Linked DNA regions of Mus musculus: regions 2, 3, 4, 5, 6 and 7 are each linked to region 1. Evidence: chromatin loops called from intact Hi-C (ENCODE). Cell type or tissue: heart. All regions are shown on one strand.

Region 1 (4,000 bases):
ACTCATTTAGAATAGTTTAGGTGAGACAAGTTCTGGAAAAAGCTACAAACCTGAATGCCAAGCCTCCTTGTTTGGCTTAACTTTGTGAACAAACCCCTGCTTCCCAGACCCACTAAGAACTTGACCCTCGATTGCCACGAGGTTCGGGAGTAGACTGGTTGTTAATAGACCACCTTGCACCCAGGCAGTGGGGAGGAAAGAGTCTGCATTCTTAGTGATGCAATCAACCTAAAGGAATAATGTATTTACTCGAGCCCTCACTTTGCAAGCCATGACACCCACTTCCCTACCAGCTCCTCCATCAAACACCATGAACTGACAGCTATTTCCTTTCTAGAGGTTCCCAGTCTGCAGTATGTTCTAAGCTGGAGTCACGAGCAGAGACCAAGAGTCGACTGTAGTGGCAGGTTTCTAGAGGAAGACCAAACTTCCAGCTGCAGTATATCATGAAAAAGAATCCGGTGGTGGTTTCTACAATAGTCCCAGGCACAGGGCAGGGATGGAAGAGAGAGATCGGGCTGGTTCAGATGTCAGCTTAGGATACAGAGAGCCAGGGAGATCACCCTGTGCCCTGCTTGCACCACGACCCACAGGCGGCAGGGCACGTCCTTACCATTAAGCTGCCTGTAGACGATGTCCTCCAGCAGCGACAAGCGCTTCAGGACCGCATCCTGGATGGGGCTGGCGCTGTGCGCGCTGAGGTTGGCCACCTCTGCGCGAGGCCGGATCTCGTGGAAGGCGTCTCCGCTGCGCACCGCGATAGGCCGACACTTAGCCAAAAAGATCACGAAGCCGGCCACCGCGATCAAGTTCAACACCAACAACACTTTGACTCTCCTCAGTGAAGCCATCAAACAACACGGCCGGTCCTTTCCCTGGACCCACGCCTCTACCAGCCTCACCTGCGAGGCGCAGGGCAGCCTGAGACGGAGTAGACCCCACACACCGAACAATGGCCGAGGGAGGGGGCAAAGGGCTGGGGGTCCCAGCTGCTGTTGACCACAAAACGCCGATTCTCTGGCGCCAGTAACCACTGGAAGGACGCGGCTGATCTCTCACATGGAAGCCCCTGGCTTGCAAAAGTGTCTCTGAAATGCCTGCTCCGTCCACAGCACGCAGTCCCTTCTACAAGACAGCAAAAGATAAAGGTCCCAGGGTCTCTCCCTGTAGAACAGCAAACAGGTTGCCTTTAGACTTTGGACCTCCTCCGCAGACGTAGACCTTCAGGAACAATCCTTTGGTAGTCGGAATGCTCTGGGGATGTGGCGGGAGTGGCGCGCAGGTGCCGGGCTCCAGCTCTGCGCCCGCCGGCGGAAGAGCGCGCCACTCCTGGAGTTGCGCGGCCGACACTCTCGCCCGCAGGCGGCCGTCGCAGGGCGAAAATAGAGTTCTTCAGCAAAGGACCCGCTCCTCAGGGCGGGTGTCTTTGTTCAGCTCACCGGCTCTCTCCATCACTCTGAGAAGAGGAAAACCCCGCGCCCCGTGCCTGCATCCTCCAGGCTCCGCAGTCACGCTCAAATCTCAATGACTCTCTCAAAGTGGAGGGGGGGACAGCAGGAAAGGGGCGGGAGCAGGGACCCAGCGCGACGTCCTCTCCGCCCCCACCCCGCCCGCAAAACTCACCAGTGCGCACAGCGCCACGGGTTCCCGGACACGTTCCAAGTCCCTACACGAGCCTCCGGGGCCTGCCGGACACACTGGCTTGTCTCGGGAGGTGGCGCGTTGCGAGGCTGGCCGGAAGGAGGAGTCGGACCTCCAAAGTCACACCAGTTGTCTACACGCCTTTCTAAATGTCGCGGGGGAGGGATGCGCGCTGGCGCCCCCGCAGCCTGTCACCACGGCCCGTGCAGCTCGTCCCAAGCCCCCAAGGGAACCAAGATCCGAGTGTCCCGATCACCGGATGCAATGACACCGCGGCTGCGGCACTAAGAGTACACACGGTCCCCTAGAGGGAATGGTGGGATAGATTGGAGCAGCTGGGAGCCAAGAGGGGATGCTCAGGTGGCGACGGAAGGCGGGGCGCGGTCCCGAGGGGAGCGGCTGCGGCGCCGACTCCTCCTTCGCGGTCCCTTGGTCACCCTCTTCCCTGAGAGCCAGTCGCCAACGCCGCTGCCACCCGCAGGCTGCGGAGCGCACAGCTAGGGGAAGCTGGCCCACTCTTGCGCGCGCACCCGGAAAGGGTGGGGGTGTCTGGAGAGAGCGGGGAGCGCGCCGGACCAAGAGCAGTCATGTCCTGTTGGCTGCTAAGGGCTGTGAGGGACCCTTGGGGTTCTCAGCGCTCTCTAAGCAGCCGGGTTTGTTCCATCCCGGCAGACGAGGAAGACATCCCTTTCTCTTGGCTTAGCTGCTCTGCTTAGCTTGGCCCGGAATGGCTAGAGGGAAAATCTGGCCTGGAGACTCGGATTCCGCTACTTTCAGAGCAAGGCCCTGTGTCCTTCTTGCTTGAGCCCTGGGAGAGTTCTGACCATCTTAGTTGGTGCTTCTGTGCTTGCCCCTACTCTGTAAACTCTTATTTTGGTGCCATGCACTTGGATTTATGGCCCTGATGGGTCTCCACAACCTACTTCTTTTCCTGAGACCCAGGAGTTCCAAAGACTGGAATCCAAACCTGCCCTCTAATTTTTTTTTTTTTTTAATTGCTTAGGCCAGAGAAAGAAACCAGACTGCCAGCAGATAAGAATCAGCTGAGTGAATTCAGGGACTCCCACTTCATTCTTCCCATCCGATTAAAGTTTGTTGCTGTTGTTCATTGGTTAGTTTTGTTTGGTTGACTTAGATTTAAGCTTTTGGTTGGAGCATGGAAGGGGGGCGGTTCAGGGGGCATGTTCGGGTTTGGGGGTTTGGAGATGGGATGTAGTTAAGCTGTTGAGCTGAAGTTGAGTGCTTGCCTAGACCTCAACTGGATATTCCCACCCCACCCCCCACCTCCAGCTCTTCACAGCCAGGCTTGCTGGTGGCAAGCCTATAATCCCAGCACTTGGAAGGTAGAGGCAGGAAGATCAGAGACTCACAAGCATCCTTGTCTATAAAGTAAGTTCCAGGTTAGATTGGTTGGGTTTCTTTTAAAAGGGAACGAAGTGTTTTCTTGTTTGCTTTTGTTTGTTTGGACCTTGATGGAGATTTTAGTGTTCCTTTGTTTATGCCATCTCAGTTAGCCTAGGCTAGTTAGCCCCTAACTGATGATTCCTGATCTCTTAACTTCACCTCCCAAATACTAGGATTGCAGTCCTAGCCACCAAGCCTGGCCCTCATTTCAATAAAGGTATTGTTGTTTGGGGGCTTGGGGGGGGGGGAGGGAGTTCGTTTTCCTTTGTTGTCCTTGGTGTTTTACACAATTAACAGCAAGCACCTTTACAGTTTTTCACTAAAAAAAAAAAAAAAAAAAAAGGACATGGAGAGCCAGGCTTGGTGGTGTGGGTGTCAAGTCTGCTACTCAGAGGTCTGAGTGACACAGGAAAAGTCCCCAGAATTCCAAACATCATACAGTCACAAAAACTACCTGCAGCTGTCAAAACCACGCCCCTGCTAGAACACGAGACAAATCACAGTCAACTGCTATGGACAATCTGAGGCAGCCTCATATCCCACACCTGGGATTAAAATGAAAACATTCTTATGTTTCTGTGTTTTTAAAGAAACCAAAATTCCCACTACAACTTCTCATGATGGAACAGTAAGTAAGATGTTTCTCTAGTCCTACTTTCTTCCTTTAAAAACAAACACAAAACTTAGTTGTGTATGTGTAGAGACGTGTGTATTTGTGCCACAGCCCATGTGTAGAGGTCAGAAGACAATTTGCAGGAGTCAGTTCTCTCCAGCCACTATGTGAGTCTCAGGGATTGAACTCAAGAAGTCAGGCTTGGCAGCAAGCCCCTTTACTTCCTTGAGCCATCTCATTGGCCTGCTCTTTTATTTTTTTATTTCTTTGGAGCCTACTCAGGATCCTTAGGGATTGAATTTTTTATAATCTACAGCGAACTGAGTACAAAAATATGGCTTG
Region 2 (4,000 bases), 77 kb before region 1:
GAAGCAATAGTGTTCCATCTCCAGAACAATAAACTGAAAACCAAGGCTGGGGAAAATCAGAAGGAAAAACAAAAGATGCATTTGGTATTAAGCATACACCTGATTTAACTATAATTGACACTTCTGGAATGTGGCTTAGTGGGGAGAGTGCTTGCCTGGCATACACAAAACTGTCCACTCCCTAGCCTCCCATAAACCAGGCATGTGGTGTACTCCTGCAATCCCAGCACCTAGGGAGGTGAAGACAGGAGGATCAGAAATTCAAAGGCCATCCTTGGCTACCTAGAAACCTCAAGGTTGGTACAGGTTACATGATACCCTACCTCAACAAAACCAAGCACAAGAAATACAGTTGATAATAATGCCCGGCTCTGCCAAGGTGGTAGGGGCAGTGTGCAGATGTCTGTTGACCTCATGAGCATCCCCTGAAAGTGTAGGGATGGCTTGAGAAGGACCTAGAAGACTTAGGCGAGCTTTACAGACTGCGGATTCAAAGGGGAAACATTGAAAATGTCACGTTTTCATGACTGGATGGCATCTTTTCATTTCCGTATATTTGGGGTCTCTTTAAAGCGCTCCAGCATAAGAGAAGTCAGTCTCAACTCCCAGGGCTTCAGATGTAATCTAGGACAAAGATGACAACTTATTTTTATTAATAAACTCTACAAACAACCACTTCCTCCTATTTCTCTATCGCTTACCACTTTGTTCTTGACGAATAATAACGTTTGGGATTTTTTTTTAAGTCCATTTTTGAACTACACTCAGCATTTCCTGAGTGGATGGCTTAAATTTCAAAGTGTGAGCCGGTAAAGTTATTTTTAAACTTGTTTCCACAGCCTCTTCATGCGTCCCAGCTTGTCTGAGTCCCTAGTCTAAGGCAAAGGGTGAAACCATGTCTGAGCGCTGTTTGGCTAAGCTAATGTTCCTGAGGGGCAGGCTCCCCTGCTCCTGGGTATGAGAGGTCAAAGTATCACCGGGATTTCACGCACAAAGAGGAGCTTCTACATTTGTTTTCGCTTGATGCGTATGAAGTTGCTCCAACCTCACAGTTAGAACAGTATTTGGGGGCTGGGAGGATGACTTTGTGGACGAGGGGCTTGCTGCACAAGCACAAGGACCCAAGTTCAGATCTCCACCATCCACATAAAAGCAGGACTTGGAGGTACCTGTCGGTAACTCCAGCATTGATTACAGTAGAGACACTGCTAGGTAGGGATAGCCATGATGTTCTCTGTTTCAGGGATGGATACCCATGATGCTTTCTGTCTCAGGGAGGGATGGATACCCATGATGCTCTCTGTCTCAGGGATAGATACCCATGATGCTCTCTGTCTCAGGGATGGATACCCATGGTGTTTTGTGTCTCAGGGAGGGATGGATACCCACAATGCTTTCTGTCTCAGGGAGGGATGAATACCCATGGTGCTCTCTGTCTCGGGGACCGGTTCTTTAAATTTATTGGCCGGCTGGCCTAGCTGAAATGAGCTCAAGGTTCAGGGTCAGAGCTGGTTTCAAAAATCAGGTAAACTGCTGCAATTGAGGAAAACAACTAATATCCACCCCAGATCTCCACAAATATGCATATGCATGTATGCACACAAACTAACATGCACAGGCCACACCATACCAAAGGAAGAATAAGCAAAATAAAAGGAACCGAGCATGGTGGGGCATACCTGTAATCCTAGCACCCTGTAAAGTGAGGCAGGAGCACTTGACGCCTCAGGCCAGCCTGGACTACATACTGGTCTTTTGTTTCAAAATGAGCAGAGTGTGGGGAGGAGGACTAAGTAAATGGATATGCTTAAGTTAGGGTATACAGTAGGCAATCCATAAATGCCTGTTATTCCCTTTCCAGGCAGCCTAAAAAGTTATGTGGGTCACAAGCAGAATCAAAGAGGTTATTTCTAAATAGCAGTTATAAGAAGGTCACAATCTGCTCGCAATTTGATATTCCTCTTGTGACTGACAACATTACCTTCTGGCCTCTGCACCTAATCCCTAAAAGAATCTAGGAGTGTATCCCTACACTGTCACAGAGGCGAGGGAGCCTCTATGAGCCTGGCAAGCACCTGGAGAGGTTCTGCCTGGGCAGTGGTGATCGGAGATGGTGAACTCAGGCAACGCTCTCAAGGACACTCTGAGAGCATGTAACCGAGACAAAAATAGTACCTCACAGGGATCATTCTCTTCCATGGTCTGGCTTTCTCTCTTCCTAAGGCTTCAGCTGACCATTTTCTCCCACGTGAACCGTCAGCTACCGCGGCTGAAGCAGGGTTTTGTAAATACCTCTCAGAAGCATAGCCAAACAGGTCAAGGGCAGGGGGCTCCCGCTGAGGGCTGGCCTGGATTTGTTGCTGAACATCGGAGGCACAGTCCATGACGTTCCAAGACAGATCTTCAGCAGGTTCCTGCCCTGTTTGAGAACCTGTTCTGACTTCCTTTGGCAATAAGCAGCTCGATATGGAAGTGTAAGCCGAATAAACCCTTTCCTCCGCAACTTGCATTTTGGTCGTGGTGTTTTTGGTTGCAGCACTAACAATGATAGTGACTAGCTTGGATGTGTGGTTTAGGGTCCTGATAAAGAGCCTGGGCCCATACAGCAGGGAGACTGCAGGAAATCATCCACATGCCACCCACGGCTAGCAGCGCTCAGGAAGCCCAGCTCCCACTTTGGGTTTTTCTTCCTATTGTTGTCATGATGCAACTGGAACCCAGGGCCTTGACAGGCCAAGCAAGTGTTCTATCACTGTGCCAAGCCCCCAGATCAGCCTTCTCTCTTGTACACAAAGCTCTTTGCTTTGGTCTGACTTGGTCCTCTGAAATCAATTTCATACCATCCAACAATAATCCCTTTGTCTACAAATTTTCATTCCATTCCATTTGGGATGGAATTTGTGGCGTTGTACACACTAAAGAAGTGCTCTTTCAGTGAGCTGTATTGCTACTCTTAAAATGACTACCCTGTCGTGTGTGTGTGTGTGTGTGTGTGTGTGTGTGTGTGTGTACAAGCATACACATATGTGCAGAGGACAAGGAAACTTGAGAGAATGACTGCCTTCTTCCACTGTATGTGCCCCGGGGTTCAAAATCAGCTCTTCAGGCTTGTCAGCAAGCCCTCTGCTGAACCATCTTGCTGCCATTATCCTTATTTTGTTTCTTGGATTTGTGTTGCTTTTATTTCTCAATGCAGGGCATGGAACCCAGGGCACTGTGCTTGCTAGCTGAGTGTGGTGCTGCTGAGGCACTTCCCCAGAGAGCAGATATTTTTCTTTGTTTGGTTTTGAATTTTGCAGCAGGGTTTACATAGCCCAGGTTGGCCTCAATGAGGCAGAGTATGCCCTTGAAGTTCTGGTTCTCTTGCCTCCACATCCTACATGCTGGGATTACAGGTATGCACCACCGTGCCTACTTTATGTGGTGCTGTGATGGACCTCGGGGCTTTCGGGATGCTAGGCAAGCAAGCACTCCTACCAAAAGACCGATAGCACCAGTTCCCTGATAGCAATTTTTTAAGTAATACAGAAGGTCAGAGAATGAGGCTACTCAGAAGCAAGTAAAAGAAAGGGTCACCCTGAAAGGGTGGGAGGGGTCAAGTGTTGGAAAACATCTCTTGCTGATGTTTTCCCGGTCTTCACCCCTGAGCACATAAAGTCATGGGCTGGACTGGACCCAAGTTGGCTTTCAATTGGTGCAAGATCCATTTCCCATCACTGGGAGCCTAGGAAATCGACAAAAGCCTGACTTTTCAGTAAATGTAGAAGCAAGCAAACAAACAAACAAACAAATCTGATGACTCTGTCTTTTTTTTTTTTTCCTGCAGTTTCTGACTGTAGAGAAACTAATTCCAAACAATTGCTTCTGTGAGAGGCTGCTTTTTTTTTCCCCCTTCCTCTCTCTCCCCCTTCCGGCCCTGGACAAAGATTTCTCATTTCATACATCATTTATTCCAGCTATAATTCTACCCAAGTCACTCCAGGTCCTTAGCAAATGAAAC
Region 3 (4,000 bases), 57 kb before region 1:
TACTATGAGTTCAACACTGTCACAGATTACCCCACTCTTCCTTCCAATGATGCTTATTCATACATCTCAACCATGGACTGTATACCTTACTGACACTCCATCATGGGATCCCTAATAAGGATTTTTCAAGTATTTTTCACAGATGAGAAAACTGAGTGAACGAAAGGGCTTCATTTGAAGGTCATTGAACTTTGGAAGGGTGGAGTCAGATTCAAGCCCCAAAACAATCTTTTCATCCTGTCATAGTATGGTGAAGAACAAAGCCAGCTGTGGTGGTGCACATCTGTATTTGCAGAACTCAGGAATCTGAAACAAAATGAAAGAGAGCAACATGGGCCACATGGTGTTCCAGGCTAACTTAGAGCTATGAAGTGAGACACTGTTGAGAGAGAGACAGACAGACAGACAGACAGACAGAGAGAGAAACAGACAGAACCAAAGTAAGAAAGAGAGAGGGGGAGAAAGAGAAGAAGAAAAAGAAAGAGGGGAAAGGAAATAAAGAAAGGAAAGAAACAGGAACAAAGGGGAAAGAAAAGAAAAAGAAGGAAAGATAAAGAAGAAGGAATGGAGGGGAGAAGGAAGGAAGGAAGGAAGGAAGGAAGGAAGGAAGGAAGGAAGGAAAGAAGGGGAAGGGGGAGGGGAAGGGGAAGGGGAAGGGGAAGGGAAGGGAAGGGAAGGGAAGGGAAGGGAAGGGAAGGGAAGGGAAGGGAAGGGAAGGAGGGAGGGAGGACGGGAATGTAAAGATAAAATAGGAGGGAAAAATAATGACAAGCAAGACTTTCTGAATATCTAGGGAACTCAGCTACTAGCTGAATATGAATACCTTTCTACAACTGCACACTTTACCCACTGCCTTCCACACTGATCCCACAAATTCAAGAATGAGGGCTTTATAGTTAAAAGTAAACTCGGGCACACAGACCTCAGTTCCAGTTGCTTCCTGTTATTATGCAAGCCATAAGTGACCTCAAGGCGGTCTCATCCTAGCCACGGTTTTCCCATACAAATAGATGATTCAGAGCTTTCGTGAAAATTATGCAAGTCAACACCAGACAAGTACACATAGTACTAAAAATTTGCTAAGTAAACCTTAGCTATGCAGACAGCCCTAGATTGTGTCTGTAAAGGTTAATCTGTCCATTTCAATGGATTTAGAATCACTTAAGAATATGTCCTCCGAGAGTGTTTTCAGGGAGGATTAACTGAGGAAGAAAGTCTCACGCAGTCATCTCTCAATGCTTTCCAACTGCGGATACAGTAAGACTGGCTGCTTCACATTTTTGCTGCCGCCATCGCCGTGCAGCCCCGCCATGATGGACTCTGCCCTCAAACTGTGATCCACCATAAACCCTTTCTTCAGTTACTTTTGTCAGGGGTTTGGTCACAGCAGTGAGAAGAGTGAATTCATTGGGTAGATAAGCCAGAAGATGCTAAACTGCAGCTCAAACTCAGACTAATTCCTATTTATGCAAGGTCCACAGGCTGAAAAGGGTATTGCTTGCTAACTTTGACATCTAAGGAAGAATAATACAATCCTTTCTTGGTCTGGGGAGGGACGTCTGCTCCAGACCCCGCCCCTATCTACACCCTAAGATACCAAGAAGTCGCTCAAGCCCCTTATGTAAAAGGGTGTCATATTTATATGTAATTTGCATAGAGTAGACAATATATTTGCATATAATCTATCTCCCGTGTACTTTGAGTTAGCGCCAGATTATTTAGCATACCTAATACAATGTAAATGTATGTAAACAGTTGTGATATTGTATTATTTAGGGAACAATGATAAGAAATATCCAGGGGTGTTTTTGATTTTGCTTTGTTTTTTTCTTCTCCTCAGTATGCCTCATCTGAGGTTGAGTTTAGAGTTTTCAGCAACAGAGAGCTGAGCTGATGGATATATAGTGACATATGGAAATCATAGGAGATTCAAATTTTGCTGTCTAAAAATAAAGTTTTATTGGAATGGGGCCACACTCCTTTGTTTACATAGCCTACAGAGGTTTTCCACGTGACATGGCAGAACTGTGTCATTGTGACAGAGACCAGATGGCCCTCAGAGCTAAAAATATTCCCTCCCTGGCCTTCTTCAGAAGAAGCCAGACAACCTCTGACCTGCCAATTATTAAACAAAAGCAGCAAGTTAAGGACTCATAAATCAGTTATTTGTTTTATATGAATATAATGTCATAAATCAAAATCCCATTCCTGAAAGGCCACATCATGTTGTACAAATAATGCGCTGAATCATATCAGAAAGAAAGATACAAAGGAATGATTTTAAATGCAGTGCATACATGCACCCAGACATGATACAAAGGCTGTACTATAAGCGTGTGTTGGAGAAAAGCCTTACTGTGTAGGCCCATAATCTCAGAACTCAGGGTCTGAGGCAGGATGACAAGTGAATTCAAGATCTGCCTATTAAAGGTGCCTCGGCAGCTTTAAACGGACCTTGTCTTAAATTTTTTAACAAAAGTAAAGAGTTCAGGCCCAGAAGCTGAGCTCCTACCCAGAATCCCCTAGGAAGGGGCTGGGGGTGTGGCTCAGTAGTAGTAGAGCTCCTACCTAGACTCCTCCAGGGAGGGCTGAGGGCGTGACTCAGTAGAATAACACTGTTTGGCATACATCAGGCAGTGGGTTTGATCCTCAGTAGTTTCTTTGGGGATTTATTGGCGTGGTTGAGGTTTTTCAGTTACAGGAATCTATGGATAGAACCCTCCCTCATTCTTCATCATTCCCCTGGGGCCATAGATGCCGGCCGTATCTTTAATATTTCACACACACACACACACACACACACACACACACACACACACACACACACACGTTCCCCTCAGCCCCTGCACACACCAATGGCTCCATCCAAACATTTGCGTTTGACAAGAGATAAAAAGAGGGATGCCCAGCAATCCTCCTTCAAAGTCTCTATCATCATCACCATCATTGTTGTCATAATGCTTGCCATTAACATCAAGGTTTAGTTGATATAGGGTCTCATAATGTAGCCCAGGCTAGTCTCGAACTCATGGCAATGCTGCAAGTACTGGGATGTTAGGCATGCACCATCATAGCGAAGGCCAGCCAGTCGATTTCAAACAAATGCTGGCTCCGTTTCAGAGGCTCAATGTGTCTTCACGTTTAAGTTCATACTCATGAATAGGCAAATGAGGTCCTCCAGGGCTGCACTCTATCTAGAACTCCTTCTTCATCTGAACTCTAGGCACTAGTAACTCTCTAGGTGGCGCTGTCTTTTCCCTCCTGAAGCTTTTGCTCAGGCGGTCCAGGTGACAGGGGCATGAAATCCAGTCACCCATCCCTGACCCCGTTCCCACCGCAGCCACCTCATTCTTACCACTCACTTTTCCAGGTGAATACCTTTTCTATCACACTACCTACAACAAAACAAAACAGGGCCGCTGTCTTCCACATCACAGTAGACCATGGAAGAATTCTTTGTCTTCATTCTCAGTTATTCAACACCGTAGGAAGGAGTGAAAAGAGTGGGACGTGGTACCCTACACTGAGTGTCAAAGATAGAGCGGTGAGGCAGGAGTGGGTGAGTGGGTGGAGAAGCACCCTCATAGAGGCAAACGGGAGAGGGGATGGGGTGGGTGATTTGCGGAAGGGAAACTTGAAAGGGGGGCAACATTTAAAATGTAAGTAAATAAAATAACCAATAAAACAAAATATAAAATGATAAATAATGAGGAGTTTGGGGGGAGGAAGATCACGGATTATTAAAATCCAAATGCATATTGCTTGCTGAAATTACAGTTTGAATGTGGAATGCCCCCAGCAGGCTCAGGGTTTAGAACAGTTGGTTCCAGGCTGGTGGGGCTGTTATGGTTGTATGTATGAAGGTTATATAAACTTCAAGAGGTGGGGCCACAGCTGGAGGAAGTGGATCACAAGGAATGGCCTATTCCTATCTTATCTCTGCTTCCTGATCCTCCCAGATATGATCAATCACAGTCGCCAGCCAACCACCAAATATTTT
Region 4 (4,000 bases), 150 kb before region 1:
CAACCTGCAAGTTGTTCTCGTTTAGTGTGTTAATCACATGGACTCTCTGCTGGTAGTTCCCATCTAGCAGAGAGACCTATCAACAAAGATGTTCACTTCTTGCCCACATCTTTTTCTCCAGTCTCACAGTCCTCTTCAATGTGGAAAGAAAAATACCACAATAACATCAGTGTTGCCAAATGCAAACGGCCTCTCAAGTCAAATACAAGCTTTTCAAAACATCTGGTGCCAAGGCAAGGCTGTGTGCATGTAATACCATCACTGAGGAAGCTGAGGCAGGAGAGTGTGACTTCAAAGCAGGTTCAGAAAAATTAATTAATTAAATTAATTAAAATTGCTAGTGATAGAGCATTGCTAGAGGAATGAAAAATGGAGAAAGAATTTAGCAGTTCTTCAACATGCCAAACACAGTGACAATAAGACCAAGGAGCTCAACTCCTGGCAATGCATCGAAGCACAATAGAAATGTATATTCACGCAAAACTCAAGCCAAGTGCTTGCAGCTGGTTCATGCGTATCACCCAAATGTAACCAAAATGTAATGTTGGCAAACAGTGATGTACTTGGCAATAAAAAGAATAAGGTGGCCATGAGTGGTGGTACAGATTCCACACAGAATAGATAGATAGATAGATAGATAGATAGAAAGAAAGAAAGATAGATGATATCTGTTTAGGTGATAGACACATATACACACATACACACACACACACATACACACACACAATAGATACATGATAGATGGGAGATGGATAGATGATAATTAAATAGGTATGTTTAAGATAGATAATAGATGACATACAATAGATAATAGGTTGATAGGTAGGTAGAAGATAGATAGATAATAGCTATCTAGATGCTGGACACATAGATATATGGTGGATAGATAGATAGATAGATAGATAGTCAGGTGATAGATGATATATGATATACATGTATATCATATATATGTATACACACACACACACACATGAAGTAAGACTCTATGGGTACATCAGGGCCACGTGGTCTCCTGAGAGCTGGGATCACAGGATGCTTTAAGTAGGTGAATACTGTGGGATCTATAAAATACCCTCACTAAACCATAAACACATAACCTCTCGTCATGAGCCATTCTGTTTCTAAAGAGACAAACAAGAGGGTACACATAAAAACGTTGCCGTGAGACAATGGCAGAAACACTCCATAAACTTAAGTTGCATAAAAGGCAAGCCAAGCTTGTAAGAAAGGCAAACACCTGAGATGAGTCAAAGGGAGAATATGAAGACAGTCTGCTGAGACAGGGTAGATGGGTTCATCATTAACTTAATGTAACATTTAAGGCCAACATACAGAACAGGAGATGCCAGGCTCCCCAGAGAAATAAAATGGAAACAGATATCTCTGTAAAAATTAGGATTCCCTTAGGAAGTGTTCCTAGAAAGGATGTATTTATTACTATCATTATTATTATTATTATTATTATTATTATTATTATTATTACTTTAGTAAAAGGGATGGGCTGGATAATATCTGGCTCATTTGTAGGAAATTTGTCTTTCAATGAGGGATTGTGTGGCATGGCTCAGTGGTAGAGCCCCTGCCTAGAATCCCCCAGGGAGGGGCTGGAGGTGGGGCTTAGTGGTAGAGCTCCTGCCTAGAATCCCCCAGTGTAGGGTTGGGGGCGGGACTCACTGACTAACAGTGTAGTAAAATTGATGCACTTCAGGCCCCAGTAAGAGACCCTGTCTCAAAAATCAAAGTAGATAGTACTTGAGGAATGATGGTCAGTGTTAACCTCTGGTCTTCACATGCAAATACACATACATGTACATGAACACACACACATGCGAAATAACAAAGACTAAGAATGTATGTGCACTCTATCAAGGACATACTGGGAATTTGGTTCCTAATGCAATGTTGTTGTTTTGTTTTGCTTTTTCTCCTTGGTTTGTTTTTTTTTTTTTTTTCCTGTTCATGTGGTATGATTTCTTCCCAGTACGAAAGACTCCCACTTAGCAGCCTCACAAAAATGCCACCCCTCCCAGTACAATGTGACAACTATGAATTATATATTTCGTGGTCCATGTGTTTCCATTTTTCCCCCAATTTCATCTGCCAGAGAGGCGCAACAAGGCAGCACAAATTTCCTCTGGATTTTAATGTGCTTGCTTAGCAGGCTCCTCAAAATGCTGGCAAAGACAAATAAGAGTTCAAGTCCATGGACGAAGACCAAGTTAGTCTCTACCACAGAACAGCGCCACTGGAAACTTTGGAGATGACCCCAGGGAATTATGTATTTTTCTCACGGCTGTGACAAAATACCTGATTCAAGAGACTCAAGGAAGGAAAGGTTTATTCTGATTTATACGCATGCCCTGACACGCGGTGAAGGTATGGTGGCTGGACTGTGAGCGAGCTCGTTACACAGCATCCACAGGGTGATGTATGCTGATACTCAGCTTGCTCTCCCCATGTTATTCTGTCTGGACTCCAGCCAGTAGGATGGCTCTGCTCACATTTAGGGTGGGTCCTCAATTAACCCACTCTATAAACTCACCACAGACATGCCCAGAGATTTGTCACATAAGTTGACCATCAGGATTAACCAACATGCATATGCACACGCACAGACATGCATGCACACACACACACACACACACACACACACACACACACACACACAGAGAGAGAGAGAGAGAGAGAGAGAGAGAGAGAGAGATCTTTTCCAAAAGAGCCCCTTGATCTTTGGAAAAAAAAACATTAATAATACAAGGACCCGAGTTTGCTCCCTAGAACCCTTATTTAAAAGGCCAGACATGATGGAGCACACTTATAACCCCAGCACTGAGGAGATACATTCCTGGGGCTTACTAGCCAGTCAGTCAGCCTGGCCTTTTTTGCCAGTTCCAAGTTAATGAGTCCTTGTTTCCATAAAAATATCTGATGTTGACATGTACATGTTTGCACACATGTATACACAGTAGCAAGCATACACAAGCATGCGTGCATATATGCATGTGTATGCACATGCACATATATGCACATGCACACCCACACTAGCCCTGGAAAAGTCACATAAAAGAAGAGTGAATATAATAGTGAATCTGTATCCATAAAGAAGAGAATGGACACTAATGAATGTCACATAGAAATCAAGCTTGAAAAAGGCCAGCTGAGTGTGAGAGAAAGGGCATCAGAGGCTGGAAAGATGGCCCTGTGGGGGAAGGAAGCATCCCCGGGGTGATAAAGAGTAGAGGTGGGAATCAAGGCTGCCTCTCAGGGAGAAAGCAACAATCTTGTATTAACAAGAGCTTTTTATTCCCACAATAACCAGCCAGAATATATAATACTGAAGGGAATTTATTTATAACAGCAACAATATTGCATCAGCTCCAGCGATAACCAATAAGACTAATAAGAGATTCTACTAAAAAGAATAAAATACAACCTACATAAACTGGCAATGAAGGTGCGTTTTCTAATTGGAAGATGGAACAGCAGGAAACTAAAATACTATACTAGACAATTGAGTCGCTGTGGGATGGGTGACAGGATTTGAACATAGAGCTCTGCACATGTCATCTGGACAATCACACTTGCACTGGGCTAAACTCCAACCTCGATTTCTTGTGTGTGTGTGTGTGTGTGTGTGTGTGTGTGTGTGTGTGTGTGTGAGAGAGAGAGAGAGAGAGAGAGAGAGAGAGAGAGAGAGAGAGAATTGTTTGTGTGTATAGGTGTAGAGATCATAAAGACAACTTGTGACAATGTTTCTGTCATTCCACCATATGGATCCTGGGGATTAACGCACTTATTCAGGTTGGTGGCAAGTGTCTTTACTACTGGAGCTCTCTCTCCAGCATCCCTTTAAGTTTTAAGTACCGGTACCTGTGTGGGTATGTACATAAAAGTTCAGGTGCCTCTAAAGACCAGTAGAGGGCATCAGATACTTGGAACTGGAGTTACAGATGGTTGTGAGCCACCCAACTTGAGTACTGGAACCCAAAGTCAGGACCTA
Region 5 (4,000 bases), 130 kb before region 1:
CTGGCCTCTTTCCTTTTTTCCTTCATCCTCTATCTCCTGCCTTTTACTCCCTGCCCGTTGTCCCTCTGGGACAAATAAATGTCCTCTGTGCTAAGAACTTGGTCTAGGAGAGTTTTGTGCCAACACAGGTCCTTTCTCCATTTCAAGAAGAAGAAGAAGAAGAAGAAGAAGAAGAAGAAGAAGAAGAAGAAGAAGAAGAAGAGGAGGAGGAGGAGGAGGAGGAGGAGGAGGAGGAGGAGGAGGAGGAGGAGGAGGAGGAGGAGGAGGAGGAGGAGGAGGGGGGGGGGAAGAGGAGGAGGAGGAGGAAGAGGAGGAAAGTCACAATTGTCTACATTTTTTTGGCAAGTGTACCAAACTTTACAGCACATACAATTTATATATAGTGACAAGAGCCCCAAGTTCATGCTCAGTCTCCTTTTGCCCTTTATCACAAGTTCCTTGATATAATTATTATCATTATAATATTCTATACTTAGAGATTGGATGAATATTTGAAATATCTACTTGGCTGGATTGAGAGATGCCTGAGGCACTGATGAGTCATAACTGCTGGATATGTCTATGAGGGAGCTCTCAGAGATGACAGAAGTGTGGGTCAGTGACCTGAGGTGGGAGGAACTTCACCGAATATATGTGGGTACCATATAGCTGGCAGGGGTCCCATATGGAAATCAAAAAATGAGTCTTCTCTTTCCCCCTTTCCTCCCTCCCTCTCCCTTCTCCTCTCCTGTCTCCTCTGTCTCCTCCTCTCCTTCTCTTTTTCCCCCTTCCTCCTCTTCTTTTCGCCTTTCCCCTCCTGTCTTCTGCCTTCCTTCTTCCCTCCTCTCCCTCTCCTCTTTCTTCCCTTCTCTCCTCATCTCTTCTCAGGCATGCCTTCTATAAAAGGCAACTCTGGGGAATACAAATGGAAGCAGCCAGCTGCTCTGGGTGTGGGGATGAGCCTCCGAAAACCAGGTGAGACCACAGACCCTGCAAGGCAGATGGCTCCCATATCCAAACTGCCATTCCTGGCTGCCTTCTTTCTTTGTAAATATCCTTGAAAGCTTGAGGACTGTGAGTCACCAGGACAAGAATAGATTCATTCCTGAAAGGCAGGTCTTGTGACTGACATTCTCTTTGCTGACTTGCCACCTGGTCACTGGGCCTTCCAGACACTTGTCCTCATGCACAAACTTCCCTCAGACCTGAAACATTCACTTTTTCTTGGATTGGATAGAATCCAACCCACATTATTCCTGGAGCAGGCTCATACAACACTTCCCACCTACTCACTGCTGGGCCTTTCCTTTTACTCCCCAAAGGAGAGTATATTGCTTGCCTACCTGCTTGCCTCCCTCCCTCTTCCTCTCCCCCTCTCCTTTCACCCTCCCTCCTTCCCCCTCTCTTTTCCCTTCTCCTTCCCCCTCCCTCCCCCTCTCCTTCCCCTTCTCCCTCCCCCTCCTTCTTTACCCTCCCTCTTTCCCCTTCCTGTTTGAACCCAGAGCTTTGCATATCCCAGGCAAACTTTCTACTTCAGAGTTGTGTTCCCAATTTTTATTTTAAGACTGTAACTAAGTTTCACAGGATGCCTTTGAAGTCAGGACCCTCCTGCTTCAGCCTCCTGAATGACTCACTATACCCTGTTTGGTGTGGACTCTTTCCAATAACTGGAAATAATAAACCAAGCCTCCCAATGAACAAACCTTTGTAAAGTCTCAGAAGTACACAAAAGAAGTCTAAGCATTGTTCTATTCTGAGCAACAGATTAAAGAAAAAAAATCTATTATTTAACTATGTGTTGTTTTTCTGAGTGAGGGTATGTGCATGTGAGTGCAGTACCCAAGGAGGGCAGGAAAGGGCAGCTGCAGTTATGGGCAGTTGTGTGCCACCTAATGTGGGTTCTGGGAACCATATTTGGATCTTTTGCAAGAGTGACAAGGGTTCTTAACTGCTAAGCCATATTTCTAGTCCCTGGACTTTGGATTTTACTGTTCATTTTCTGGTTCTATTTTTATTAAAGGTTTCTTTTACAAGACACTTTTAAAGTAGTTCCTATGGAGGATTTGGGGAATGACTTAGCGAGAAAAACCCTTGCCATCCCAGCACTAAGGACCAGATCTCAGTTCAGATACCCAGAACTCACATAAAGCTAGAGTTGGTGGTGAATAGATCTGTAATCCTAAAGTCCTGTAATCCCTGTGGTGAGATAGGAGGCAGAAACAGGAGAAATCTCTAGAAGCTTATGGGCCAGTTACTCTCTTGAGTGCACAGTGGGGAACAACAGGGGACCTTGCCTCAAACAAAGAGGAACACAAAACACAAACAAAAACCAGGGCTGAGGAGATGGCTCAATCAGGGTAACTTTGCTTTATATTCACAAAACCTGCCTTGAAAAGTCAAGAACCTTCCTGTAATCACAGGGCTGAGGAGGCTGAGACAGGTAGATCCCTGGGACTGTGCCCACCGTGTCTAGCCAGTTGGCAAGCTCTAGGATCAGTGTGAGAGCCTGTCTCAAAAATAAGGCAGAATAACACTCAAGGTTGTCCTCTGCCTTTCACACACCCACACACCCATATACCCAACACAAGAATAAATAACTGCAGTGTGAATGCACTGTACACTGATAAGGGGAATATAAAATAGTAGAGATGCTGAGAAAATTGAATTGTATTCCAAACAAAATTAAAAAAAAATACTCTATGACCCAGCAAGTACAACCTTGGTTTATGCCCAGTAGAATCTGCAGCACAGACTTGAACATGTATCTACATAGTCATGCTCACAGCAGAACTGTTTACAATAGCCCAGAAGTCAGGGTGATGGACTAAGGGATAAACAAGATGTGGCACATCCATACCATGCAATTTTATTCAGCCTGAACAAAGGAAGGGAATCTCAACGCATATTAAAACATGGATGGACCTCAAGGACATTATTCCAAGTGGGAGGAAGAAAGAAACCAGTCACATGAGAACAAATTCTGGATGTCATTTATTGGAAGTACTAAAAGGAGTCACATTTGCTGAGACAGAAAGAAGAGTGCTTGTTCTAGTCCAGTGGTTGTCCAAGGCAACTGAGAAGCCCTGAATTCTGTCCCCAGCACCTCATACACTAGCAAGATCAGGAGTTCAAGGTCATCCTTGTCTACCAAGTAAGTTTCAGGGCAGCCTGGGCTATGTGAGACTCCTTCTCAAAGCATAGAAACAAAAGACCCTAAAAGGAAGGGAAAGGATAGGGTGTTGTGACTTCGCAGAGCTTCATTTTATAAGACAGAAAATGTTCTGGGGATGTCTCCATGCTAGTAAACACTGTCAACCCTCACAACCTACACCCTCAGAAACAGTGAAGATGGTAAGGTCTTTTACCATAATTAATTTCTTAATGTAGATAAGTCTTGATATTCCCCTGCTTAGAGTTGTAGGTGGTTTTTGTTGTTGTTGTTGTTATTTTCTTTTGTTTTACAAATCCAGGGATTTTTTTTTAAGTGACAAAACAGCTGGGTCTGAAAGTGCAGATCTATGGTTGCAGCAACTCAGGAAGTTGGGGGGAGGGGTATCTTGAGTCATACAGTGAGTTTAAGGCCAGCCTGGGCAACTTAGTGAGATCCTTCGTCTCACTGGTTTACTTTACCACAAGGATACTAAGGATACAGCTTAATTATAAAATGTCTGTTTAGAATCCCCCAGGGAGGCACTGGGGTATAGCTTAGTCATAAAGTACCTGCCTAGAATCCCCCAGTGAGGGGCTGGGGGCGTGGCTCAGTGGTAGAGCACCTGCCTAGAATCCCCCAGGAATGGGGTGGGGTATGACTTAGTGGTAGAGGACATTTCTAGCATTCATAAGTTCCCAGAACTTCCCATTGAGAGAGAGAGAGAGAAGAGAGAGAGAGAGAGAGAGAGAGAGAGAGAGAGAGAGAGAGAGGGAGGAAAGACTTTCAGGCTATTGGTTGACTTAATAAGCTGTTGTGTCTCCTGAACATCCTACTTTAAGTATGGACACCTCTTCACTACTTGAGACACCA
Region 6 (4,000 bases), 450 kb before region 1:
TGTTTGTTTCATATGATGCAGGTACCCATGGACACCAGGAGAGTGCTGGAGTTACAGGTAATTGTGAGCTGCTAGATGTAGGTGCTGGACTTGGGTCCTCTGGAAGGGTAGCAAGTATTCTTAGTCGTGGAACCAGCCCCCTGTGTGAGTTCATATGACTTCCTTTATATGATAAAAGATGTTCCAAGTATATTGTATGGGTTTTTTAGATTTATTTTATCATCATCGTCATCATCATCATTTTGAGACAAGTCTTTCTATGTAGTCCTGGCTGCCCTGGAACTCACAGTGTAGACCAGGTTGGCCTCAAACTCACAGACATCCACCTGTCTCTGATGCGGAATGCACCACTACGGTTGGCTAGATTTATTTTTATTTTTAATTGTGTTTCTGTCTGTCTGTGGGGTATGAGTTTGGGTGGTCATGGAGGCCAGAGGCACAGGGTCCCTCTGGAGCTGGAGATTCGGGACATTGTGAACAGCCAGATGTGGGGTGGGGAATGGAACTTGGGTTTTCTGCAAGAGTAGGGTACCTGCTCCTAACCACTGAACCATCTCTCCAGGCCTTAGGTGTTTACACATAAACTTATGCATATTTAAAATGTCTTTTTTTTTCCTGAGAAAGTGTCTATAGACTTTTAAAAATGAAACATGTATTTTGTGTACTTATATTATACATGTCTGGGATGCTTTTCTAAGGAGATGCTTTATAGACTTCAACAGACTACCATAGGGTCTAGGTATGGAGGAGGTTAAAAGTGTTTGACAATACCTGGAGAGATGGTTGGGTTGCTAAAGTGTCTACTGTGCAAACATGAGGACCGGAGTTGTCCCCAGCACCCACATACAGTAGCCTGAATTTGGAACTTCATCCCTGGAAGACCAAGGTACAGTGGACAGAGGATCCCTGGGGCACACTGGCCGGTCAGCTTAGCCTAGTCAGTTAGCTCCAGATTCAATAAGAGACACTAACTCAAATAAGTTGGAGGTGCTGCAGATATGGCTCATTGGGTTAGAAATCTTGCTGTACAAGCATGAGGCCCCGGGTTCAGATCCCAGCACCTACAGAGAAAGCCTGATGTGGCCACTCATAGCCCCAGTGCTGTGGGGGCAGAGACAAGGAGATCATTGGGGCTTGCTGACTGCTGGCTTCACTCTAGTGAGAGTCAAGATCACACACAGTGAGAGATCCTGTCTTAAGAACAAAAGAAGTCAGAGTGTGACAGAGAAGGACAGCCAACATCTCCTACTGGATCTTTATGCATGCACCTGCACACATGCATGCACATGCAACACATGCATGCACATACAACACATGCATACACATGCACATATACACATATATAGCATAAACAACACGTGCATATATAACACACATGCACGTTGAAACCATAAGATAGACAGCAATAGAGGGAGACACGATATCAACCTCTCGCCTCCACACATAGGCACACACACACTTATGCTTGGAAGGTTCCCATAAACGCTCAGAAGTCCAACATCAGCCCAGCCAGAGTCCAAGACCAAGGTACCACATGGTTCTGTTCTCCACAGATCATCCCCTCCCCAAACTCATTCCATCCAGGAGGACGCCCTCCAGCAAACATCACAACCATCAGGCTTTCTTTGACAACAACTCAAGACAGTTTTCATTCTTAACTTGCAATGTTTCAAATCTCCACAGTCACAAAGTTCTCATGAGTCAGTCGGCCTGCAGGATCTTCAACACAGAGGCAGCTTCCTCAGTGAACTTCAGTTTACAAAGACTAAAAAAATGAATGAATAAATGTGGTTTGAATATGCGTGGCCTACGGGAAGGGGCACTATTAGGAGGTGTGGTCTTGTTGGAGGAAGTGCGTCACTGTGTAGGCGGATGTTGAGGCCTCCTAGGCTCAAACTCCTCCCGATGTGGAAGAGAGTCTTCTGGCTTCCTTCGATCAAGATGTAGAACTTTCTGCTCCTCCAGCACAGTTTCTGCCTGCATGCTGCCATACTTGTGCCATGATGATAATGGACTGAACTTGTGAAACTGTAAGTCAGCCCCATCTAAATGTCCCTTTTAAGAGTTGCTTTGGTCATGGCGTCTCTTCACAGCAATAAAACCCCAACTAAGATAATAAGTAAATTGAAAAGAGCTGTGTCTAGTCCAGTTTGAAGCCAGGGACTGGAGGGATGGCTCAGCAGTTAAAAAAAGGAAAGGAAGCCACGGAAATCAAATTCAGGAGCCAGCAGGGGGCTCCAGAGACCCACTCTTACAGCCTCATGCCCAGCTTTCAGCAAACATTTCTCCTGGACCATGGTTCTCTGGCCTCCTTCCTCTTCCTCTCCTCCCTTGCCCTTTCTCCTTCCGTCTGTCCCTCCCCTCCTTCCCTCCCTTCAGGGTTAGGCATGGACTTGAAAACCTCCCACAACCAAGCACTCTACCATCGAGTTCCATCTCGTACCCTGTTCTTTCTTTTTCTTTTGAAATAGAGTCTCACGGAGTTGCCCAGGCTGGTCTTGAACTCACTCTGCAGCCAAGGCTTTCTTGTCTTGTCTGTCTGTCTGTCTGTCTGTCTGTCTTTACATTTTCCCCCTTAAAATTAGTTATATCTGCCTGCCTGTGAATATTTTAGTATTCATTCTCTCTCTTTCTCTCTGTCTCTTTCTTCCCCCTTCCCTACCCCTCTCCTCTTCCCTCACTGTCTCTCTCTTACACACACACACAATCTTGAGCCCCTACCTATGTATCTTTAACAGACTTCCTTATAAGGTCACAGCTCACCCTCCATGGATCATCAATTTCATGCTTTAGATTTGTGAGACGAGAACCTGGAAGCCATTGGCTAAGGGTGGCTTTGGTGGCCATTGAGATTTTGGGGACCCTAACTCTCAAAGCCAATCTCACCTGGCTCTGTCATTCTCAAAGACCCCCCAGTATTCCAGTCTAATCTCTGGTAATTGAATGAAAGCTCTGGAATGCATCCCTTTAACAGACCCTCAGCTCCCACTGTCCTCAAAGCTAAAGATGTCATCAGATAACAGCTCAGACCTATGGCTCTGCTCTTGTCCACCTCACCCCTGTCCTCACCAACATATTCAGCAACTGCACTGATTTATGGCTGTCTTTTGTCTGATAACTATAAAAGTCCACTCTACGACTTCACATGGTGGCAGTGTCATGAACATGTCATTCAGTCAACTTGGAACTCGTGGCAGTGTGGCTGGGCTGCCTGGCTGGTGATCTCTAAGGACCCTCCTGTCCTCCCTCCCCAGCTCTGGGGTCACAAACTCACACACCACCATGCCCTGCTTCTTCTTATCTGTTTTAGGGATTGAATTCAGGCCCTCGAGAACCTTACAACTGTCCTAGCTTGCCTCTCTATTGCTGTGATAAAACACTGACCAAAAGCAACTTGGCAAGAAGTTGGGAAGAAGGTTTAATTGACTTAGAGCTCACAGTACGTAATCTGGGGAAACTGAGGCAGGAATTCACGGCAGGATCAGACACAGAGCATGCTTACCAGCTTGCTCCCCATGGCTTGCTCAACCTGCTTGCCTTTCTTTCTTTAAGCATTTCTTTTAAAGTTTTGAGCTTTTACTTACTTTATGTGTGTGAATGTTATACTACATGTTTGCCTGTGCACTTTAGTGTCTGGTGCCTACAGAGGCCAGAGGAGAGCACGAGTTCCCTTGAACTAGAGTTACAGGTGGTTGTGGGTTATCATGTGGACGACGGGGATTGAACCCGAGTCCTTGGCAGAGCATCCAGAGCTCCAGCCCAGTCAGCCTGCTTTCTTGTACAACACAAGACTATTTGCCCAGGGCTGGCAAGCCCAAAGTGTGCTAGGACCTCCCACAAGAAAGTTCCCACTCTGGACTTGCCCACCAGATAACACAATGGAGGTATTCTCTTTATTGAGGCTCTCTCTTACCACAAGAGTCTAGCCTGTGTCCAGTCGACAAAAGACAAGTATGCTCACCGAGCCATCCCTCCAGCCTGAGAGTGGAGGCTGCACTGT
Region 7 (4,000 bases), 120 kb after region 1:
GATGAACTCGCCAGCAAAAGTAAACACCAAGCAGGCAGAAACCAGAACCTTCCTTCTCCCACATACTTTTATCTAGTTGGCTACCAGAAAGTGCCAATCACGCTCAGGGCAGGTCTTCGCAAATCAATTAAGGTCATCAAGACCATCTCCTATATACGTGCCTACAGATATGCCCAGAGGCCAACTTGAGCTATGCAATTCCTCATTGCAAGTTTCTTTTTAGGCAACGCTGAGTTGGCATTTAACCAAATTATCCTAGAGCTTTTTTTCTTTTTCTTTTCTTTTCTTTTTTTTTTTTTTTTTTTTTTTTTTTTTTTTTTTTTTTTTTTTTTTTTGAGACATGGTCTCCATTAATGGAGACTCACTACATAGCTGAGGGTGACCTTGAGCTCTTGTCCTGGCCTCTTCCACCTTGAGTGCTGGGGTTACAGGGATGCTAAGCCAACCCTAGTTTATGCTGGGCTATGGATGGAACCCAGGGCTTTGTGCAAGTTCAGGAAACACTCCAGCAACCGAATCATTTCTACAGCCCAAATCTCCCTTTTAAGAGCTGGGAAAAGGTTCACCCCAGCATGTTAAAATGTCTTAGAATTGCACAGGAGCCACCACTGCCTCAAACGTTTCTGGCTCCGCTCAGAAGGATCCCCCCCCCCCCCCCCCATTTAGCTTGCATTCCTTCATTTCCTACCTGTGTTCTCACAAGCATTTCAAGGCTGTGTTCTGGGTTTTGAAAGGTTCAAAATATGGCTTGCTAAGAAGGAATGCAACAGCGACAGGATTCTGGAAGTGAGCGGCAGCTTCCAGAAACCTCAGACACCGCGGGTTTTCAAGGCACTTCGATGTGTAACAGCCCTGGGAGCCAGCAGCGGCTGCAATTAACACAGAAGAGATTCTGGAAGGCCTGCAGAGTTCTGGAGGGATTGTTGAAATGTCATTTAGATGGGGGGAGCGGGGGTCAAAACTGGTTTACCCTTATGTCTTATCCAATAGGTAATGGGGCTGGGGATTCCTCTCACAGGATGCCTAAGACTCTGGGCTCTATTCCCAGCATGGCACTGAATAAGTTCATGCAGTTACAATAAAAGGCAAGAAGCTGGGCATGGTGTCACTTGGAGAACTTGGGTGTAAGGATTGACGTGAGACCCTGTTGATACTGGCATTGTTAGGGACAGCGCCTGGGCCCTCGGCACCTCTAACAAGCCGGGCTTATTCACCAGTCCTCAGTAAGCCAATTAAACAGACAAGCAATGGTAAAAAGCAAAGAAAGGGGATTGATCCAGTGTGGCCAGGCTGGAAAAAAGAACAATGTAGTCCAGATCTCTCTCTCTCTCTCTCTCTCTCTCTCTCTCTCTCTCTCTCTCTCGTACTCTCACGCTTTCTCTCACTCTCTCAATGGATGGACATTTAATCCTCAATTTGATAGTATTGGGAGTTGGTATCTTCAGAGGTGACTGCGGCTATGAGGGTGGAGCCCTTAGGCAGGAAATTAGTGCCCTTTTAATGCAGACTCCGGACTTCTGCAGACTCTGTATTCTCTTCCACCAAGGGAGGACACAGTAAGGAGGTGACGTCTATCAAGCATAAAGCAAGTCTCATGCAAGGCTTTCTTCTTAGATTCACCTAGATTTTTGTTTTTTCTTTCCCAGATTAACAACGAACTCACAGTTACTAACCAACTCACACTAACTAAGACAGTGATATAGCACACTGTCTTAAAACATTAGCTTTCCTCTGTGTATGATGCAGCGGAGCCATCCCCGCAGCTGCGCTCAGTGTGCAGAAGCCTCTGTGAACACAGGAGATGTGCACAGGGCCAGGTGTGTAACACCCTGCCATGCCCACAGAGGTAAGAGAACGGGGAGTTTGAGGCCAGAGAGAGTTACATAGTGAGTACAGCCTGGGTACACAGGGGGATCTCATCTAAAAAAACAAACAAACAAACAAACAAAAACAAAAAAACAAAGCAGCCCCTAGCAAAAGAAAAAAGGAGGAGGAGGAAAGGAGGGGGGTGGGGGGAGGACAAAAACACCCAGGACTTAGAGCAACTAAGTAACACATTCTCCACGTATTTCCTGTGGAGATTTTTCAAATGGGCTGGTTTAGCGCGCCCCCTGGTGTCCAAAGACCTGCTTTGCTCCGCGCGCTCCTGAAACCTTATTGAAACTGAACAGCTTTTCAGCTTCATAGCTGAAAAGGACAGACTCCTTGCTCTATCACTAAATTTCTCTCCCTCCCCCTTTTCTTTCTTCTCTTCTTTCCCTCCATCTTGAACTGTCTCCTCCCTTGTCTTCCAGGACAGCCCTGCCCACACTGTGATAGCTATTCTTGGTTGTCAACCTGACTCCATCTGGAATTAACTACACCTGTGAGGGAGTTTTCTTAATTACATAATTTGATGTAGGAAGACCCACTTTTATCCTGGGAGTTTTGAGAGAGGAAGATCCACCTTTAGTTGGGGTCATACCTTCTGGTGGCAGCGTATGTAAAGGACATGGATGAAGAAGGCTCTCTGACCCTGCCTGCTTGCTCTCACTGGTAAGACCATTCCTTCACTGACATTAGAACCTACTTCTTCAGGATTCTGGCATATACTGAAGACGAGCTGAGACATCCAGCCATGTGCACTAAACAACTACTGGATTCTTGGACTTTCTGTTGGTAGACAGTTACACCACAACCTGTAAGCTATTCTAATAAATCCCCCGTGTATATATTTATTCTGTCAGTTCTGTGCTTGTAGAGAACCCTGGCTAATTATACCCATCTTTGTCTGCCTCCCTCCATGGCCTCTATATCTGGTCCTTCTGCTCTGGTTGCTTCTAAAAGCTTGTGTGTTTTATGTCCTGACCTGGCACTGTCTTTGTCTCAACTAAGTTATCTCACCCTGGGCAAGACTTTTGTGAGAATAGGAAGCAAGATATTGCTATAAAGCACATATTTAGAATTCCCCAATGAGGGGCTGCATGCGTGGCTCAGTGGTAGAGCCCCTGCCTAGAAATCCCCAGTGAAGGGCTAGGGACGTGGCTCAGTGGTAGAGCTCCTGCCTAGAATCCCCCAGGGAGGGGCTGGGGGCGTGGCTCAGTGGTAGAGCCCCTGCCTAGAATCCCCCAGGGGATTCAGCTCCTGCTTAGGGGGCTGTCCTTCAAATGATCAGTACTTCCTGAGCTTCTACAAGGCTCTGGGTTCCATCACCAGCACTGCACGGAAATAATAGCTAAATACTCTGACTCTTAACATTGTAGTTAACTTCCATTAGCTGTACAATTTAGTAAAACTCACTATAGTAGTTCCGCGCATACACAGACGTGTCATGATGCCTCTCTCAAATCCCTTGTGTATGCTTCTTAAAATTGATTAGACAGAATAACCCCTGCACCTCCCCCACTGTTCAGGGGAATGGAGAGGAGGCTGCGATCCTCTTCGTGACTGAGACAGTCTCTGGGAAGGGAAAAGCACAGAATTTGGAAACTGGAGGCTAAATGTTTCTGGGAGCAGAGGGGTAGAGGTGCTGTGTGGGGTGAAGGGTGGGGGTGAGAAGTGGGGGCAGGGGTGGAGAATGAGGGTGGGGGTGTTAAATAGAATGTAACCAGGCAGTTTAGCCACGGCTCTCAGCGCCCTCTAGGGACCACACAAGGTTTTTCTTGGCCCAGTCCTGGAGGGTACGGAAGATTCTCAGTGATCTACAGGGATACTACGATGAGCAGTTGTCTGCAAGGTTGCAAGTGAGCCCTCTGAGCTCCAGATATTTCAGTGAGATCCATGTATGGCTCCCTGGTTGATGCTAGCTGTATCCCACCCTAGCTAGCAGCTGCGGCCTCACTCCCTGCCTCTCAGTGCAAACGGTGAAGCACTTTGACCTTTCCGTGGATGACAGAGGAGATAGCCTGGCAGTACGTGAAGGCATACTTCCTTCCGGGCCTTTTAAGGGGTCCTTTAAGGAAACTATTATGTCAACCCCTCCAGTTTAGAGAAAGCAAACAACCTAGAGTCTTCAAAATAA

Evidence for each region. Hi-C counts contacts between places; a loop is a spot of excess contacts. Peaks named below come from ENCODE experiments on the same cell type or tissue, not always from the same donor. Only the 100,000 strongest peaks of a DNase experiment are listed, where the experiment ranks them.
Region 2: a loop joins it to region 1, with 2.5 times the contacts of the local background. A loop is called at or near these places in 4 of 42 quality-filtered maps.
Region 3: a loop joins it to region 1, with 6 times the contacts of the local background. A loop is called at or near these places in 4 of 42 quality-filtered maps.
Region 4: it touches region 1 in a loop (11-fold over the local background); 5 of 42 quality-filtered maps call a loop at or near these places.
Region 5: a loop joins it to region 1, with 2.5 times the contacts of the local background. A loop is called at or near these places in 3 of 42 quality-filtered maps.
Region 6: it touches region 1 in a loop (2.5-fold over the local background); 5 of 42 quality-filtered maps call a loop at or near these places.
Region 7: it touches region 1 in a loop (2.5-fold over the local background); 15 of 42 quality-filtered maps call a loop at or near these places.

The regions. Positions count from the first base shown.
Region 1 is chr5:131,305,750-131,309,749 of GRCm38, forward strand. It overlaps Galnt17 (polypeptide N-acetylgalactosaminyltransferase 17), which reads right to left and starts at 1,773. Exons shown (of 11, transcript NM_145218.3): 1 at 614-1,773. The coding sequence starts at 851. In heart, a CTCF peak has its summit at 2,120 (motif pointing left); a DNase peak (open chromatin) is centred at 2,172; H3K4me3 peaks cover 2,259 bases; H3K27ac peaks cover 1,358 bases; H3K27me3 peaks cover 1,954 bases.
Region 2 is chr5:131,229,032-131,233,031 of GRCm38, forward strand. The region is part of intron 1 of Galnt17 (polypeptide N-acetylgalactosaminyltransferase 17); the gene reads right to left. Among named protein-coding and RNA genes, the nearest start is that of Galnt17, 76 kb to the right of the region's middle. In heart, no CTCF peak of the experiment used is centred here; a DNase peak (open chromatin) is centred at 2,220; H3K27ac peaks cover 2,119 bases.
Region 3 is chr5:131,248,877-131,252,876 of GRCm38, forward strand. All of the region lies in intron 1 of Galnt17 (polypeptide N-acetylgalactosaminyltransferase 17), which reads right to left. Among named protein-coding and RNA genes, the nearest start is that of Galnt17, 57 kb to the right of the region's middle. In heart, no CTCF peak of the experiment used is centred here; a DNase peak (open chromatin) is centred at 2,035; H3K27ac peaks cover 918 bases.
Region 4 is chr5:131,152,598-131,156,597 of GRCm38, forward strand. All of the region lies in intron 1 of Galnt17 (polypeptide N-acetylgalactosaminyltransferase 17), which reads right to left. Among named protein-coding and RNA genes, the nearest start is that of Gm40338, 70 kb to the left of the region's middle. In heart, a CTCF peak has its summit at 3,918 (motif pointing right); no DNase peak of the experiment used is centred here.
Region 5 is chr5:131,180,386-131,184,385 of GRCm38, forward strand. All of the region lies in intron 1 of Galnt17 (polypeptide N-acetylgalactosaminyltransferase 17), which reads right to left. Among named protein-coding and RNA genes, the nearest start is that of Gm40338, 98 kb to the left of the region's middle. In heart, no CTCF peak of the experiment used is centred here; no DNase peak of the experiment used is centred here; H3K27ac peaks cover 617 bases.
Region 6 is chr5:130,860,242-130,864,241 of GRCm38, forward strand. No RefSeq gene overlaps it. Among named protein-coding and RNA genes, the nearest start is that of Gm40337, 7.0 kb to the left of the region's middle. In heart, a CTCF peak has its summit at 2,226 (motif pointing right); no DNase peak of the experiment used is centred here.
Region 7 is chr5:131,426,110-131,430,109 of GRCm38, forward strand. No RefSeq gene overlaps it. Among named protein-coding and RNA genes, the nearest start is that of Gm29681, 13 kb to the left of the region's middle. In heart, a CTCF peak has its summit at 2,122 (motif pointing left); no DNase peak of the experiment used is centred here; H3K27me3 peaks cover 376 bases.